2 separate regions of the Homo sapiens genome follow, and region 1 is linked to region 2. The links are chromatin contacts, found by Hi-C in ENCODE. All regions are on one chromosome and are shown on one strand. Each heading gives the region's core, a stretch centred on a gene start or an enhancer-like site at or near the end of the contact. The rest is flanking DNA. Distances are from core to core; before and after follow the strand shown. Region 1 overlaps LOC102724465 (a long non-coding RNA gene). Region 2 overlaps LOC102724465 (a long non-coding RNA gene).

What was found. Hi-C counts contacts between places; a loop is a spot of excess contacts on that map. Pooled maps may share reads with other maps.
Region 1: a map of mammary epithelial cell shows a loop between it and region 2 (3-fold over the local background). The contact joins two enhancer-like sites. A Hi-C loop is called at or near these places in 4 of 168 maps with a recorded cell type or tissue (aorta, ascending aorta, cardiac septum and 1 more) and 3 of 50 pooled maps.

What each region holds. Positions count from the first base shown.
Region 1 is chr15:87,607,071-87,611,503 of GRCh38, reverse strand. The region is part of intron 1 of LOC102724465 (a long non-coding RNA gene); the gene reads left to right. Among named protein-coding and RNA genes, the nearest start is that of LINC00052, 32 kb to the right of the region's middle. Within about 2 kb of position 1,908, at least 3 of the 41 ENCODE cell types and tissues checked have a DNase peak (open chromatin) inside an H3K27ac peak, as active enhancers do; they include mammary epithelial cell, where a contact is called at or near this core.
Region 2 is chr15:87,474,860-87,479,324 of GRCh38, reverse strand. All of the region lies in intron 2 of LOC102724465 (a long non-coding RNA gene), which reads left to right. Among named protein-coding and RNA genes, the nearest start is that of LINC00052, 100 kb to the left of the region's middle. Within about 2 kb of position 1,369, at least 6 of the 41 ENCODE cell types and tissues checked have a DNase peak (open chromatin) inside an H3K27ac peak, as active enhancers do; they include mammary epithelial cell, where a contact is called at or near this core.

The sequences.
Region 1 (4,433 bases), core at 659-3,158, 130 kb before region 2:
CATAGTCCTTCCAGGGTCCCTAAATCTCTTGATGGGACAATCAATAGTAGATTTCAATTCTCACTAAAAGTATTTTTCAGTTTGTCACTCAGTCATTTTCAAATGTTTAATGAGTGCCTACTATGTGTCAGGCTGTCATGGGCACTTGAATAGTTAAAAGAAGAGAAATCAAAATTAGTGCCAAATTACTCTGCAGCCATTAGACAGGAAGGGTTACAGAACGTATTTCCTTCTAAGCATTTTGGGGAAAAAAATACAGTTTCCACTAATTCTAACTACTCCTCTCCCTCACTCAAATGGTTCTACCACCACCACCATTTGAAATGTGTACAGTCTTATTTGGAGTGCAAGCAGTTGGAATATCAATCAATTAATACATCATTTGATCAGCAAATATTAATGTTCCATATGAAACAGCAACAACAAACAAGAGTATAAGGCAGGGAACTTGCCCTCAGGGAACTTCTACAAATTTCTGAGAGATGCAAGATAGAAAATTAGAAGAGATGTCACAAGGCAAGACATGTATATTTAGTGCCATGCCATCACTGGGTTGATTACCTCTTGGTTACTTTTAACTTGATTTCCCCAAGCTCTTATTACTTTACTCTTTCTGCTCCCCCACTTCCTCCTCCCTTCCTTTTGTGTCTGGCAGTATCATTGGCTCCTCCCCATTCTCCTGTTAATATTGAACCATAGTGTCTTTCTACCACCTTCCATTCTACTCATGTAGCTGTTAAAGGTACACATACATCTCAAAGCTGTGGTGACAAATATGAGAAAATGAAATTGAAGGGCTGATTTCAAAAGAAATGAAGGCCAGAATAACCCAGAGTAAAAAAAAGGTCGTAGCATTAGGTCATAGCAGCCAGAAGCAGCCCATGCAGGAAAAAAAATCGTTGGAGCGCAAGGGTGGTTGAAAAGAGAACTTGAAATAAGCATTTATATTTATCTTTGTTAACGGCCGGAGAGTGCAAGGGTTCTGGAGAGGGCCAGCACTATCACTGCAATGTACGGAAGCTGAGTCACCATTTCGGCATAGGGATCGTTTTTTAAAACTGATAAGGAAGGGTTTGTGAATGACTTCTGTTTCTGAATCAGAATTAGAAATTAGAAAGGGTGCATAGTTATTACTATTCACATGGTAATAGCAATCACATATGCGTGGTAATTAGGTTGTCAATTTGGCATTAGCAGGTAAGAAAAAGGGTAAACTTGCTGGGGTGCGTTAGACTACAGTTGGGGCAACAGAAGCTGAATGTAGAGTACAAATCATTCCTGTGCCTCACTAGGGATGCCCCTGCCAAAGGGGAAGGGAAGCCCGGGCCTGACAGGCATGGGATCCTGGGACAAGGGCCACTCAGTCAGGACCCATCACACACCAAGAAGGCTCATTCCCAATCTCTTTCTCTCACTCACTCTCTCTGGCTCAACAGTGACCCCTCTTTTCAAATATATGTCTTCTTCCTGTTCCACTCTACTCTCTATAGCCCGGTTTCCTTGGTCTCCTCTTATTTTTCTGCTCTCATTCCCAATCTCTTTCTCTCTCACTCACTGTCTCCGGCTTGGTAGTGATCCCTATTTTTAAAAATGTGTTAAATATATGTTTTGCTGCAGTTCCACTTTCCTTTCTATAGCCTGGTTCCCTTGGTCTCCTCTTATTTTTCTGCTCTCTTAAATCTTCAGTACACACAGGGCGTTGCTTTTCTTGGTGCTGACTGCAGCTCTAATTCTACATAACCCTTGGACTAGCATCTCTGCAACTGGGTGGGTCAATTCCCCAGTGATCCAATCACAAATCCCCAGACAAATTTGCAGAGTCACAGCTTATGGAAAATTTAGGCTCTGAAGTCTGCTTGTGAGACAAAAAGTAGACTTGGCAAATCTCTTTAGAAGCACTTCACTGGAAACTGACACATTGCTTCTTAGTGAGTCAGATCCAGCTGTGTTATCCTCTAGTATTGGGCTAGCATGATTTCCTGAGTATGAGATGAAATTGTTAGTTTCCCTTTAGTAGGCAAAGTTTATGAAACACGGGCATTGTAAACAGGAGCAGGACCCTTAGCTTGGTGAGATGCCTGTATTCTCAGAGGTGCTTAGAAAACAACACAGACTTGGGGGGGAACAGTGTGTTCATATCAGCTATATCTCCTTAATGAATGGGATGGTGCTAGGAATCTCCTATGCAACTACAATTATTTTTCTTTTTCTGTGTCTCCCTCCACCTTAATGTACACATTTGCATACCTTAATGTGATGTGAGTCCACTCTAATGGACTCCATTTACTCAGGAGTCTACCTTGTGGCTGAGCAAAATGAAGGTGAGCGCTCAGAGGCCTGGCAGATGATTCAGCAGTGAATCAAAAAGGAGAGGTTCACAGACAGGTTGGAAATGGGGAGCAGCACCCCACATAAACCTCTTAGAATGATGCCAGGAGAGTTTTTATTAGGGGATAATGAAGTCTGACTTTGTGGATACCAAGTGACTACTAGCAGATAGATTCTTCTAAGGGTGATGAGTTGGGGGTGGGGGTGAGTGATTATCCTAATTGTTCTTATTCTTAAAACAGACTAAGAACGCTTATACCTGGCCTCTTTTCCACTCTCAAAAGCCAGTTTCTCAGAATTCAAACTAATAACTGTGTGTAAGTTTAGATAAGTAGAAGTCTCATGTAAGGCTATTCAGCACAGCAACTGTGAATCCAGATGCTGAGGTTGGATAGACCTGACTGCCACATGCGCTGTAATTTTAGACAAATTGTTTAACCTTTCAAAGCCTCAGATTTTCCACTATAAAGTGGGCATTGTTAAGACTTACCATCCAGTGGTCTTGCAAGGATTAAGTGAGATAATGCACAATTCCTGGCACATCATACATGACAGTATGCATCAGAGTTCATAGAAACTAATTTGAGCCTTGGCGTCTGTGATGGTCTTTGGAAAATAAGGAAGAGGACAGGAGACAGGCAGATGGTTCAGGAGACCGGGCAGGACAACGTTTGTGATGTGCTTCTCTGTGCAGTTTCACTGGCCCTGTGCTCAGAAGGTCTTATCAGGCAGGACATGCCATAAGTTTAAAGGGCCGCCAGGGGCCCATCTGAGGCTAAACCTTTCTTTGTGCAAAGTTAATCCCTGACAGCATAGAAAAGCAATGAGAAAAAATTGCCAAAGGAAAAAAAATGTGACTTAGTGAGTGATGGAAATAGAAAGGGGTGGGGGGAAGTAAGAGAAAAGCAACAGCTCTCCAAGGACTCCAAGGAGGGAGCTGGAAAAGTGTGGTACATGAACAGACACTGGGAGGGCAAGAGAGGGCTTACCTGTTTAAATAAATCAGAGCTGGCATTTATTATAACGATTGCTAGAGACAATAAATACAAATCACAGATCAGGCCAGGTACGGTGGCTCATGCCTGTAATCCCAGCACTTTGGGAGGCCGAGGTGGGCGGATCACGAGGTCAGGAGTTTGAGACCAGCCTGGCCAACATGGTGAAACCCCATCTCTACTAAAAATACAAGAAGTAGCCAGGTGTGGTGGCGTGCACCTGTAATCCCAGCTACTCAGGAGGCTGAGGCAGGAGAATCGCTTGAACCCGGGAGGCGGAGGTTGCAGTGAGCCGAGATCGTACCACTGCAATCTAGCCTGGGTGACAGAACAAGACTCCGTCTCAAAAAAAAAATCAATCAATCAATCACAGACCAGCTATTATGGATGATATTACAAAGACTGTACTAATAGCAACTGCCTGTGGTACCTTTAGTGTCCTTGTCTTCTGCTCTTCCTTGCTATCCCTGGTGACCTGTTTGGAAGATTTGAATCAGCCTTTCAGGGGTTTTTCCTGAGTCTCCCATTTCTCTCGAGCACTCCCCTCCTACCTACACGTTTGTCTCCTAGCTTTCACTCCACCTCACCACTGCACACACCCTTGCACACAGAGACATACATGTTCACTCACACATACATGTGCCCACTCTCACTTTGGGCGCTTCTCAGATTCACTGTATTTACTTGGCGAGCTCTTTCTTCAACATGTTCATAGGAGGCCATTTGGCCTAAGATGTGTTTCCTTATACCAAATGCCATCTTCATCAAACCTGCATCTCTAATTCACCTTCACAGAAAATCTCTCAGGCCTCATCTATAGCAATCACCATTCACTTTTTCTACTCCCACAGCTGGGTGCTTCATAGTTACTGGAACTTAATAAATATGAAATAGTTGGAATAATTGACCCCTTATCACCATTTATCAGAAGCAGCTTTTCCTACCTCTCAGTCTTCCCTTAAAAGGAAGGGCCTGCCACTCAGGCCTTCCAGTTCTCTAAGCAAGAAAAGCAAAGTCCCTGGAGATGATAAACTGTTCCAAAAGCTTCAGCCCTCACATGCCTGCTTCCCTCTTTGTGAGTGTAGAGAAGAATGAGAAGCAGCCCATTAA
Region 2 (4,465 bases), core at 120-2,619:
TTCAGGATTGATTAGGTTGCCTTAGTTTTCTATTTATTATTAAACTTTGATGTACCAACAGAGAGCCCAGTGAATCTCCTGGGTTCCAGACCTCGTTCTCTTTGCTCCTATTAAATAATTGTGTAGCTCTCATTGGGTTTCTTTTATTGGTTTTATACACCTGGAAGCCACCTGAAAGCAAGCTTAAGAGATACAGTCAACCTTTTGGATCACAGAACAGAGCACAGGAGGGAGGAAAATGCAGAATATCCAGAACAAATGACCTCAGTGCTGGGATAAGATTGGCCTGGGTCATGATTCTGCAAAGGAGTCTGAGCTTAGATCTGGTTAGAAAGTCAAAGGTTCTATCTGAAGCAGAATCGAGTGTCAATCTAGGCAAGGACACAAGGGTTCAATGACTTTCGCTCTGTTGTGCCCAAGCTGCTGACCCCCACCTGTCAGACCTTTATATCAAGTTACCATTGTCTCACAACAAACTCATCATCATAAAAATAGCTTTATTTCTTAGACACCAACTATAATGCTACATCCTTTAATAAACTGTAATGGGCATGTACTAAGTATTCACACTTTGCAAAAGGCTTTCACATACCTTCCTGTAAGTTAATGTTTCAAATAAATCTGTCTGTGATTGTTTGATCAGCTTTTTAGATAAGGAACTGAGACTTAGGGAAATTAACTTTCCCTAAAAGAGAAAGTGAGTAAAAGGCAAAGAGAAGATTCAAATCCAATCTGATGTAAAAATGTATGTTTTTATTGCCTACTTTATGCTGCCTCCTGTAACTTCACTACAATCCTGCAGGGGGATTATTATTTGCATTTTATGGGCAGGGAAACAGACGGAGAGAAGTCCAGTAACTTTCCTAAGTCGCATAGCTAGTTAGGAGAAGAGGCTGGGGACCCACCCTACTCCAAAATCCATGTTCTTTGCATTCTATATAAGTTTAGCTTACACTGAAGAGCAAGTTAACAGAGATGGGGAGAGAAGTGAGTGAAGAAGCATTTGGCAGGGGCCAGTGGCACAGTAATGACTACATGGCAATAGCTTTGTGGAAAGCAACAGTACACCCAGTAAGGTAGGGTGGAGCCAGTAACAGATCCGGAAGAAGGAGCAGATGAGCTTGGGATAAGGAAGAGAGGTGTGAGAAGGTTTTGCACCCAGCTGAAGGTCACATTTCATTTGCCATAAACATAGCCTTTCTCGAATTCTAAATTCAGTGGCAGATGTTTTTTCAATACAAAAAGAAAGAAACATACATAAAACAAATCTCTTTTTAATCTACGCGTTTGCCTCCACTCTCTCCACACATACAAAAAGAGAAATAGAGCAGTGCAGTTCCTGTTGGTGAGTTACCATGGAGACAGCTTCCACATGATCTCCAGCCATGACTCACCACTGCAGGAGTCTCCAAACTTAATTATTTATTAATAGGCTTTTACCAGGGCAGCCTCCAGAGGTGGAACATCTTGTTTCCAAGGCTGGGACAGCGGTGAGAAATGGAGGCAGAAAACACTCTGCAATTACAAAGAATTAATTAGAACCTCTGTAAACGCACTGACAAACATGCCTTAGGAGAAACTGTGGTGGGATTCGAGGGTACTCAGGTGTCCGGGGGAGAAAAAGCGAAAGTGAGCAGTGGGTCTCCAACAATTCTTTCTCCTGTGACACTGAAAGAGTCCCTTGTACTGTTCCTTCCATGAACTAGTTATTCAAGTTGGATTAGTGACCTACAAATTCCAGGAAAAAATAATTTACACTAAAAAATATAAATATATGTGTATTTATAAATATACACATATAAATATGTGTGTGTGTGTATATACATATATTTTCAGTCTTTGTGTACCTCCCAAAGATAAGATAATCAAATTGACATAGGTAAACTAATTAATAAATGAGGTGCTTAGAAATGACATCAGTTATATTAGAGCAAGGTCTTGCTGGGAAGCATAAGTGATTCCTGAGATACCTATTTACATGATTGCACATGATTTTTTTCCTTTACACTTAAACCTAGTGAATGCAAATGGAATGGAAAAGGCAGGAAGGTGGTTGATTAACCAGTTAGTTAATTTATTGGTTCATTCTTTCATCCATTCAACTACAGAGCTATTTATTCATTCTTCTGCGCTTACCAGGAATCACTGATTTGAATATCACATGGTGCTTGACCCATGGATGGCTCAGTCTAGTAAGAGACATGAGACATGTACATAGGTCACTAAATTCATGGTAAGTGATTATTAATTATCTTAGGAGATGGATAGGTGGAAGGGAATAACAAATGGAAAGATAAACTTGTCACAATAAAGTCATAGAATGAATAGTGACACTTTGTGCCTGAGATGAAATTCATCACCCACCGATGTTCCTTCCAACTCGTAAGATCTCTCTGAATCTATGTCAAGTAGGCAACTCATTTTGATGTTGGGTTATGTGAATAGCACACAAAATCTTATCTCGGTTCCATTGTTGAGTTTTCTTATATTTATTGCTGTGTGGCGTATCTATCTGCCATAACGAAACTGTCAAGGATCTGACTGGGATAATTCAGTCTGTCCTTTACTGAGGTTTAAACTTCCACTCCAAGTTAGGGCATAATTATTTGGCAATTCGTTTTCTTACATATTTGAGTATGAAAAGAGACGTTCAGAGCACTCCATAGCATTTTAGAGCTAGAAAAACGTTGTAGGTTATAAAATGAATAAAAGCTACTGTCTCTTGGTTATTATATGCCAGGCGCTTTTCTTATATTAGCTTTAATCCCTAAAACACTGCAGGGTAAGCATGACCAGTCAAAATTTTTCATCAATGAGGAATTTAGGCTTGGAAATATTAATTAACAGGTCCAATATTCCAGAGTTAGTTAGGAAAGCTAGTTTGTGTTGAACCCTAAAGCCAGCATTTGTTTGACTGGACACTGATCCAATCTAGCTTCAGTTCCCTAGTTTCACAGGGAAATTAAGACTCAGAAATTTGAGACACCCTCATAGTCATTCCTGTTTACAAGGTTTTAATTAACGAGAAACAATTTGCTGAATTGTTATTTTTGCTAAAATTAATAACCAACATCAAAATTAACAGTAAGCCTTTAATTCTCATTGAAGTCAGGAATGCTACACGGATTCATGCAATCACAACTATTATTTAACATTGATCCGAAACTTTAGTAATGGAAATGAGAGATGGGAAAATTAGGTAGAGTTACAAGAAATAGAGAGGAGGGAAAGTTCATAATTAATTCTTTGATGAAATCAAATGGAACAATTAAAAATTCTAATAAAGCAAATATTAGAATTTAAAACACTGATTGGTTTCAAATTATATGTCCAAAAGCAACAGCTATGAAAATACAAGGGACCCAGAATAGCCAAAACAATTTTGAAAAAGAAGAACAAAGTGAGAGGAGTCAAACTTCCTGACTTAAAAATTTACATAGTGTTAGTAAATGTGTACTGGCATAAGAATAGTCACACAGATCAAAATAATGAAATGAAGAGTTTAGAAGTAAACTCATATTTCGACTCAACTGTTGTCAAGGATGCTAGGGCAGTTCAGTGGGGGAAATAATAGTGTTTCCAACTAAAGATACTAGGATAACTGGATATGAAATGCAAAAGAATGAAGTTGGACTACTGCCTTACAACATAGACAATAATTAATTCAAAAATAGACCTGAACAATGTATTAAAGAGAAGACTCCATCAGTAACATAAAAAAAGTTTAAAACAGGCAAAATTTATGTGAGAAAAATTATAAAACACTCCTGAAGTAGAGTTGGACAAATAGAACGATGTATCATATTCCTGGAAGGAACATTCAACATCATTAAAATATATTATTTTAAAGTTAATATATAAACATCATAGGACCAAATTAAAAGGAAAAATTTTTATATGTTTTTTTTTTCTGGAGCCAGACAAGTTAATTATAAAGTACATTTACAAGAACAAAAAGCAAAAATAGCTAAAATCTCTCTGATTAAAACATTGTGAACAGAACCAGTAATAGATTTATATACAAAAATTGAATTTATAATACCATAACATTTCATACTACTGGGGGAAAGATGAACTTCTTGATGAATGGTAATGGAATATATGAATAACAAAATAAAAAATGAAAATTGGTCTAGTCCTCATCCCATATACCAAAAAAGAATCCAAAATGAATCAAAGATTTAAATGTTAAAAACTAACATATAATGGAATAAAGTATGAAGTAATTATTTTATGATCTAGAAATGGGAATAATTAATAATACTTAAATCCACATTCAATAGGGGAAATCTTGAGATATATGAATGTATATAAATGTATATAATTATATATGATATAATCTAATAGGATATAATATATAGATTATATCATATATATTTATAATATGATGTAAATATTTCTAATATATGTATAATTTTTAATGTATAATATTATGTATTTTAATGTATAATTTATATGTATAATT